2 separate regions of the Homo sapiens genome follow, and region 2 is linked to region 1. A link is an interaction called in ENCODE POLR2A ChIA-PET data of the cell type or tissue named here. Cell type or tissue: MCF 10A. All regions are shown on one strand. Region 1 has its middle 16 kb from the start of LINC01176. Region 2 overlaps ZNRF2 (zinc and ring finger 2).

Region 1 (5,000 bases):
AAAGCTTATTATCTACATCACTAGAAAATAGATCCATAACTTTTGCAGTCCTTGTGCCTTTTTCTCTGAACTTGTCTCTCCTGAGACTCTATTAAATACAATGGTGCTTGAGGAAAACACTGCCAGAATAGCTCTGCCTCTCATAAGGTGATGTAAGAAAAATGGGAAAAGTGTTCTAGCAAAGTGGTCATGAAAAGATTGTAGTGAGTTCAACCCTGTCAAGTCCTGATTTATGTATATCATTTTACCCATTTCTCTTAAAGTCCAGAAAGTTCATACCCAAATGGATGAAAATGCTGATCACTCTTCCTTTTAACTACATAAAGCTTTCACCAAGGCAGAAAATCACAGCTAAAAAATTAACATAAGATGGACCAACCCGATTTGTTTCTTTTCTTGAATTGCTAAGCCAAGACGAGATGAGTGTTGGGCCTTTGTTTTTATTTTTTAATGGGTAATTTCAAATATATATGAAAGTAGAGAGGATGGTTCAGTCATTCCTCAGTATCTGTGAGGGATTGGTCTGAGGACCCCCTGTGAATACCAAAGCCTGCCGACACTTAAGTCCCTGCTATAAAATGGCACAGTATTTGCATATAACCCATGCACATCCTCCCACATACTTTAAATCATCTCTAGATTACTTGTAGTACCTAATACAATGTAAATGCTATGTAAATAGTTGTCATACTGTGTTGTTTAAGGAATAATGACAAGAAAAAAAAATCTGTACATGCTCAGTACAGACACAACCATCATAGACCTAACTACACTTTTGATCTGATTTGAATCCGCAGATGCAGAACCCTACAGAGGGCTATGTAGTGAAATGCCCCACCCATCCCCTAACTTCAGCAATGACCAACCCATGGCCAATCTTGTCATCTGCACTCATCCCCAAATTTAATATATTTGGGGATGTCATCTGCATCCCCAAATATATTAAAATGTATTTAAAGCAAAACCTTGATATCATTTCATCCATAACTGCTTCAATGTGTATTTCAAGAAAGGGACTCTTTAAAAACATAACTACAATACCATTATCGCACATTTTAAAATTAGCAGTTGTGGAGGCAAAAGGTGTGTCTATAACTGGGGAGAATGAAGCAAAGAATATAAGTGGACATAGAACACGAAAAACAAAACAAAAGACTGAGTCTCTGAAGTCCTGAAAGGGGTTCCAGTCCACAGGTCTCCCTTTGATGTTGAGAGTCACCTCATCTCTTTGTATCATTCTAATCCCTTCTTTTTGTATTACACTGAGTTGGACTTCAGTAATTTTTTTTGAGACAGTCTTGCTCTGTCGCCCAGGCTGGAGTGCAGTGGCACGATCTCGGCTCACTGCAAGCTCTGCCTCCTGGGTTCATGCCATTCTCCTGCCTCAGCCTCCCAAGTAGCTGGGACTATAGGTGCCCGCCACCAAGCCTGGCTAATTGGACTTCAGTAATTTTAATTTGGAAGCATCATGGCTAATACTACTGCTATCTGGACAGCTTAGTGTTACTCTTCCCTCCATATTTTTTGATTTGTTTATCATACCATTCAATTTAGTTAATGCCAGTAGCTACCGTTTATCGAACACCGATCATGTACCCGGCACTCTACCACGTGTAGAGATTAAACTACACCAATTTCACAACAACCCAATGAAAAAAGTATTTCCCTATCTTGTAGATAAAGAAATGAAGGTCTAACTGGATTAGGTAATATTCCCAGGTTAAACACTTAACAAGTGTGGAACCAAAATCTCACGCAGATCTTTCTGGCCCTCAGCCTGTTCCCACTATGCCATGCTGCATCTGACAAACGTGATTTTTATTTTCTAAAAAAGCCAGTACAATTCTGTGGTGCCTGCTGTTCATCATATTGTTTCCTCATCTTCCTAGGCGCGCAACTACTCCTTCATGGCACTTAGCCTTGGTCCCGTGATTGGGTTCTAGCCTATGGAATATGAGTAGGAGACATGTCATGTTTCTTGGCTGGGCCCAATAAAACTTCCCATTTGCTGTCCTTTTTGCTCTCTCTGCTTTTGCCGTCTGGCTGATGATGCCCAAGGTGACCTTGGGAACCACACATTGGCGATGACAGACGGACATCCTGAGTCTCTGAGTGACTGTATGGGACAGAGCCGCCTGCCACCAATCTGAAACCTCTTTGGACTGTTCACATGAGCAAGAGATAAACTTCTATTGTATTTAAGCCGTTGTATATTTAGCATTCTATTTATTATTACAGCAGTTAGCCTTCCTTAACTTTTATGTACTGTTTCAATTATCTTTTACTGGGTAACAAACTACCCCCAACATTTAGCGACTTAAAACCACAGTCTTAAATTAACTCATGATTCTGTGAGTCAGAAATTTGGGCTCTTGCCCCTACTTGTTCATGCGGCTACAGTGAGCAGGTGGGAAGCTGGGGGCTAGTTGGTCCAGCATTGCCTCACTCACATGTCTGGAAATAGGTGCTGGCTGGACTGTGTGTCTCCAGCAGGCCTGCCTGAGATTTTTCACATGTTGGTGGAAGTGTTCCCAGCAGCAAGAGAGGGCAAGCCCCAATCTGCAAGTATGTCTCAAGCTCCTGCTTGCATCGTGTTTGCCGATGTGCCATTATTTAGTGAGTCACCTGCGTAGAGGGGAGTATGATTTATTGGGGACTATTTACTGCAAAAATCTGCCATATGTACAAGAGTTAGGCAAATCATTTACGTATATACAACATATTAGTCACATATTTAATACCAGAGTCCCACTCTGAGACTGTTTTCATAATCCCTGAATCAAGTTCTATTTAATAATGTAATCGTTTATTTTTTACTTTTCAGGTCTATATATGAGAATAAAATAATTACCAATACATCATACATTTAGGTTAGTAGAATTGGGAATTAAAGAAATGAACCCAGTTTCATCTTTGCCATTAACATTGAGCTCCCTTTGTTTTAAGTCAGATGCAGTTGCAGTAACCCTCCCTAGACTCCATAACCCTCTTGAGCTACTGTCATATCCTGTCCCTTCCATATCATATTTCTTTCTTTCCTTTTTTTTTTTTTTTTTTTTTGAGATGGAGTCTTGCTCTGTCACCCAGGCTGGAGTGCAATAGCGTGATCTTGGTCACTGCAACCTCTGCCTCCCAGGTTCAAGCGATTCTCCTGCCTCAGCCTCCTGAGTAGCTGGGATTACAGGCATCCACAACCACACCTGGCCAATTTTTATATTTTTAGTAGAGACGGGGTTTCACTGTGTTGGTCTTGCTGGTGTCAAGCTCCTGACCTCAGGTGATCCACGGGCCTCAGCCCCGCAAAGTGCCAGGATTACAGACATAAGCCACTGTGCCCCAGCCCACATTGTATTTCTTGAAGGATATCCTCATCTTCCAGTTATTTCTCAATCCTTTTCAGTCTGGCTTCCTTGCATTAATTTATGAAAACAGCTCTTATGAGGGTGACCCATGACCTTCCTGTCACTAAATCCATGAGCATGAAACTTTCTTACTGGTGGTTGACTTCTTCTCAACACCACGCCACCATCCGTCTGCTTTTCCTTCAACCTTTCTGGCCTTGTCTTAGTTTCCTTTGAAGACTCATCCTCCTTTACCTTGTCTTTAAGTGACAGAATTCCTCAAGACTTCGTGCTTGGTCTTTTCTCACTCTACTCTTGCCCTAGGTTGGCCTCATCTTTGACCATGTCTTCAATACTATCTATATCCTGTTGAGTCCCAAACTTGTTTCTCTACCTCAGGCCTCTGTTATGCCCCAGCCCTGTGTATCTCCAGTTGTTTATCTCACATGCACCTCAAACTCAATTTATGTCCACACCGGCCCTGTGCTTCCTCCTCATTCACCCTTCCCTCCAAACAAAATCCAGTTCTTTTCTAGTAGTTTCAAAATGACCCCACAATCCAAAAGCCCGTGAATCATTCTTGACTCCCTGTACCATCAGTGCCCCCTGTGCCATCCTTCACCCATTCCGGTGGTGCCCCTTTCTATTCTGGGAAAATCTCCCACTGTGAGTCATCTGGGTGGGTGACTGCCCCAGCTCCCACTATGAAAGACAAAGGGGCTAACATCCTCCCTCTCTCTGTCTCCTGTCAGCTAAGGCATTGCCTGTGACCTGACCTTGGTTGATTGGCTGTGTCTGCCAAGAACTTTGAATATTAAGAGTAAAACCAAGACGGTACTATTAGAAGTCATTCATGAATGTATCAGTGGAGTACTGGTGGTGTTGATCCTGCTTCCTGTATTTCTTAGCCTTCCAGAACTATCTTGGTTCCTGCCCCCCCCACCACATTTTCCATGCTGGTGTGCTAGCCCCCAGTGGATTTATCCTATAAATGCCCCCATTTGCTTAAGATACCCAGAGAAGGATGTTGTTATTTGCCACCAGAGAAGCTGTGACCAATATAGGCACTGATGTTCCAGGTAGATTCAGATGCCATCACAAAATTTTCTCCACTAATCGGCGACCTAGCCACAGAATGCACAAAACAGCTCTCAAGATCTCTGCATGCAATATCAGTGCCTATGGGTCCCTGTGGCTATTTCTTAGTGCTGCCCATGAGCCACCATCATCTCTGCCTCAACTTCTGCGAGAGCCTCCCAGCTGGTTGTCTCATAAGGTCCTCAACTTCATACTGCAGCCAAAGCCATCTTTTCGGAATGTAAACCTGTTGGTGCCACTCCTCTCTGATGAAATCTTTCAGGGGCTTCAGATTTCTGTGAAAGACCAAAATTCTTAAACTTTTTTGACCTTTACTCGCAATAAAGACAGTTTATATTGAAACTCAGTACACTTGATGTATATTTTATAAAAGTGTCACAAGACAATACTTACCCTTTATTTGATTAACAAATACTTGCATGGCAGTTACTGATTGCCAGACACTGTTCTTGCTGTGCTGTGAATAGTAACTCATCTAGTCCCTGTAAGAACCCATGCGATGCACATGTTCTTATGACCACTTTAAAGCTGAAGCCACTTGGGCACAGAGAGGTTCAGTTG
Region 2 (5,000 bases), 54 kb before region 1:
AGCCCAGATTAATAAACGTTATTCCCATATTTTTACTGATATATTTATCTTACAGTGAAAATGGCAACTTCCCTTTGTTAAATATCATTTCTAAGCCTATTTATATTTGAGTACAGTAATAGCTCATGGATCTGTAATTGAAAGAATTAGTTAATGTTACGTTCTTTTATACGTATAAGAGATAACTTAATATCTGAAAGTATTTATTATTAAAACTTGTGAGCCCCAACTTTTTGTTCTTTGAGTAATTGCTTTTCACTAATGTTGTAAATTTTTTTAATTCTTGATTTTTCTAGGGATTATTTCACATTTCAGCTGCTTTTGTTTTCTACTGCTATCATTGAGGGTTCAAGAACAAAAAATAAGTCTTCAGGTAAAATGCCTGATCCATAATAGCGCTTGGCGTTGTATTTTGCTGAAAAGATCATATACCTGTTTGGATGCTTGATCTGAAAATAAAGTTGTGATGATTATGAAATTTTCGCATGAAGTTTCCTTGGCTGCCTAACAAATTCAGTCTTATTTGTTGGTTTGGTTTTTTGTTTTTTTTTTTAAAGAATTTTGGCTGTTTGCTTTTTTTTTTTTCCATGTCGTCTTGATCTGCAATAACTATATGGATATGTGCTTGGACCTGCTAAGTATTTTAATTTTGCATATTTGGCTGCTTGAATTTTAAGTAATTTCTTTGGACAATGCAAATTTTAAGAGCTTGAGAAGCTGTAAGTGAAATATCAAGTAACAGAAGTTTGTAACTAGTTTATAAATGTATATTCATTACCTATTATATATTTTAAGGTTTCATATTTTACCAAAATTAAATTAAAAATTCAGTTTCTCAGTTGCACAGGCCACATTTCAAGTGCTGTTTTCAGGCCATATGTGGCTAGTGGTTACCATTGTGGACAGCACAGATAAAAGATGTTTTTTCATCACCGTCCATAGTTCTATTGGACAGAGCTGTTTTAAATTGTGTAAGCAGTTAATTGTAAGGTCGTTTCAGTTATTTTATCCAGAAGATAAAGCGTGTGACCAGTCTTGAGAGTACTTCCTCTAAATATGTAGCTTGAGTATTTAAAACTTAGTTGTTTAAAACAGTCCAGTTGCTTTGGTATTTACGTTGCTTTAAAGTGAAATTGTTTCTTGTAGCAGAATTCATGAAGTAGGAAAAATGCCAAGGACTTAGTCTAAATTTGAATCCTGACCTCAGGACTTAGTAGTTTAGTAACTTCTGGTAAGTTACTTTACTTCTTTGAGCCTCAGTTTCCTTATGTGTAAAATGAAGGTAACAATAGTTACTTCATAGGATTAACATGTGACTTAAATATGTCAAAAGCACATTAAAAAGTACACGTTTTTAATCCTTTTAAAATATAGAATGAAGCCAAAACATAAATTAATTAGACAGTGTCATATGCTTGGAGTTGTTCCCAGCCTGGCAGTTATAATAGGCGCCTAAGTTCCTGGTCTTCATGGAGTTATTTGATGACATTGTTCAGGTTTGAAACAAGTGGAATACCAAGATGGAGAGAAAAAGAAATAGGAAGATGACTGACTTTGTTTTTGGAGAGGTGCATGAAGTACTATCTGATAATAACTAACATTTTGTATAGTGTTTTTTTATAACTTATAAAGTTTTTTCACACAATTCTTTAAAATTTCATCTCTAATATTTTGAGTACTTTTAACAGAAGAATAAAAGGAAACTTGAGGTTGACGAACATTTTTGTTCGTGAGAATGGAAATTCATATTAAGTTTTCAACTTTAAATCTTAGGCTCTTTCTACTTAAACAAGCTATTCTTTGATAGCAGTCGCATTTGTGAGGCAGGCATATATTTCAGAATCTCCAGGGGTGGGACTCAGGTACATATAATTTTTTGGTATATGTTGAAAATGCACCCATTGAAGTGATTCTAGTGCCCACTTCTGGTTAAAAATCGTAATCATTGCTCTTTTCCAGTCTTTTAACTTTTCTTTTCCTGTAATCAGTACATCTAAATTAATGCATAGATTACATGAATAAGACAAGGCATTAAACTGATAAGCAATGCGCTCATTTAACTTTTACTACTCTAGATGTTGAGGTATGAGCAATAACACTTTTTAAAAAGCAACATGTTTAGTTCCCTGTTGACAATCTCTTGTGTCTCCATTGATCATAGCTTGTGGAGGAGGAATCCAGACTAGCCAACTATGGTAGTTAAATCTGTGAGTGTTCCCTTCTCTGCTTCTTTAATGAGTTTTGGCTAGTTAGTAGTCTACCCCAAGATATTCCAGTTCTGAAGTGTTGACTCCTTAATCCCTGTGGGTGTTATCTTCATAAATGTTTTCAACTGATCTTTAGATTTTTAATCTTTTCCCAACTGTCTTGAAGATGCTTTAGTATCCTGGGTTTAGTGGTATTTCCAGGTCCTGTTTTTAAGTATGAATGTATCACATTACTAACAAGTCTTTCACAATTGTGAAATGTAGTTACCTATGTGAAGGCAAAAGCTCAAAACTTTCCTCTGAATGAAAGTGTCATTATAGGGGTGAGAGAGGGGACTACTCTAGCAAACCCCCAGGTAGGCAAAAATTAATCACATTCCACAGTGAATTTTCAAAACTGAAAATATTTTTAAACATACAAAGACACATTCTAGTGGAAACAAGACTTTAAAATGTGAAAATTAAGCATTTGCTATGTGAAGCTGTAATCATGAGGTTTTGAAGTCAGAGTGAACTATCTTCTAACTCAGAGTTGCTTATCAAAATGCAACTGATCAGTGGCTACAATATGTTAACATTAGCTTTTAATTTTCTGAGCAGAGATTATGTCACTAGAAGCTATTTTTAGTGGATATTAGGCTGTTTCTGCACTGAAATCAGTGTGTTCGGGATGTTTTTGTATACAGGTATACTTTTCTTGAACAGAAAATACAATTCTGAAGTACAGTTCTGATTATTTTTTATTGCTAGGGTTTAAGGGAGCTTATTTTTTAAATGACTTTAACCCAGCATTCTGAATTACACTAAAAAGATTGTTTAAACTTAGTACCTGCAAAGCATCTGAGGGATAAGTCTCGCCCCTGTCAATTTTAAAATAGCATTGTGTTCTTAAAATATGTATCATTCTGTTAATTATAGGCAGGTTGGATTTGTCTTTGTTGTACTATAAATTTTCTTATAAATAGGATAAAATGTAGACCTTTTAAAATATTCTCATCTCAAAGACTTTGAAGAGCTCTGAAAATGAGATGCGTCTAAAATCGATGTTGCATCATAGTTTGGTGGAAGCATTTTTTTTTTACTTGGTGGTATATAAAGCTAATGGTGCATATTATGACCATTGATGTTTTAGGTTTGATAAAAAGTGGTGGTTAACTTTTTGAAGGTGGTTGTGAAACTTACACTCACATAATTCTTTGATAAGAATGGTATACCTTTGTGATGAAAAAATACGTAAGTGGTGAGAATATACCATATTACTTGGAATTATAGACCTTTACCAGGTTTTTTTAGTGTCTCCTTTAGATCCTTTTTCTTTTTGTTCTCACTGCTATCAGTTAGATGCTTCACGTTAAACTTGTTCCCTATCTGAATCTCCTATTGAAAGATACTAGAACAATAAGAGAAAAATGGAGATCAAGAGAATGAGAAAAGGCATGGGGTGCAGGATGGGGTAGGAGTAGTGGGTAGGATCTCTAGGGCCAAGAGAAAAAAAAATGGGGAAAGGGAGGGCACTTCAGGGAAGTGGTAATAACATTTTCCGTTTATCCAGCTTTGCTTGTCCAGAAATCTTTACCTGCTTAAGTTTCTGACTGTAATATATTAGCTTGTGAGCTGCCCAGTAGTTAGCTCAAATCACTCCTAACGTATTCAGTCCATTCAGCTGATATAAACCCTTCTTGCTGAGGCCTTTGCTTATTCTGCAGAAGGTGCCCTGTTACCTCCTCCAGCATTCTGAGTAAATCATCTCCTGGTATCTTCTCTTATGTAGACCAAATAGAGTCTGTGTTCCTTCTTAATGTGCAGTCTCAAATGAATAATTAAAGGGAAGAACCACTTCTTATAGAATGAATTTTTCTGCAGGGTACTCTTACAGATAATGTACACAATCAAATTTGTTGGTTGGTTTTTATAGGAGGAATGGGCATATCAAACAAATACTTAACTTTAGAAAATGTCCCTGCCTTTCTGTTTCTTTCAGAATTTACGTAGAGATTGATGCAGTCTTTACCGTTTAGCATATTTGATTTTTTATTTTGAAAAGCAGTAATTTGTTTATTTATAATATAAATTCATATTGCATGTTCCTGCTTTAGCTTTCCATTCTGTAAACGAAGAACATATACTCTGGAGCAGTTTGTCCATGTTCTTCAGTAATGGCATGTTTTATTCTGCATTTAAAAAACAGTCACAAAGTAAATCTGGCTTACATACTCTATTTTAAGCAAACTGCTTTTAAAAATTAAAATTTAGCATTAGAATATAATTTAAATTTTCAGTATAAAACATGGATTGAGAGAACCTTAACATTTTTTCAAAAGGAACATTTGCATTATAAAGAGATTTACCCTTGAAGATTTTAAGCACACCATAGAGTTTTTTGTTTGTTTGTTTTTAAATACCCTGCAGATCCTTTTGGAAGCCACTCTAATTAATGCCTGGAGTAGGCTTGCCATTGTCATGGAAAAAGATTATGAAGAATTGCTGCATCCAGTTCTGAAATCCTCAGATTTCCAAAAGTCTCTTTCAGAATCTATACAAAAGTTTTGATATTCCTTTGCATTTTCTTGAGTTAAGCAACTTTTTAAAAGTCCCACATTTGGGGTGATTTCTTGAACTTACCCAATTTTATTATTTTATAATTTTTAAAATTATAATTTTATTTTCATGTCTTTTTAGCCACATTACACTGTAAAATTCTTTGAACTATCTTGGTCACACTAAAGGAAAATAAATTCATGGTACAAATAACTAGCTTATTGATAAAGTTATAGAGCAAAATCTGCCCAATTT

The links. ChIA-PET counts read pairs that join two places held together with the same protein. Peaks named below come from ENCODE experiments on the same cell type or tissue, not always from the same donor. Only the 100,000 strongest peaks of a DNase experiment are listed, where the experiment ranks them.
Region 2: POLR2A ChIA-PET joins it to region 1 with 12 read pairs; 5 of 35 experiments call an interaction of 5 or more read pairs at or near these places.

Annotation. Positions count from the first base shown.
Region 1 is chr7:30,404,786-30,409,785 of GRCh38, forward strand. No RefSeq gene overlaps it. Among named protein-coding and RNA genes, the nearest start is that of LINC01176, 16 kb to the left of the region's middle. In MCF 10A, no CTCF peak of the experiment used is centred here; a DNase peak (open chromatin) is centred at 2,436.
Region 2 is chr7:30,350,465-30,355,464 of GRCh38, forward strand. The region is part of intron 2 of ZNRF2 (zinc and ring finger 2); the gene reads left to right. Among named protein-coding and RNA genes, the nearest start is that of LINC01176, 38 kb to the right of the region's middle. In MCF 10A, a CTCF peak has its summit at 1,899 (motif pointing left); no DNase peak of the experiment used is centred here.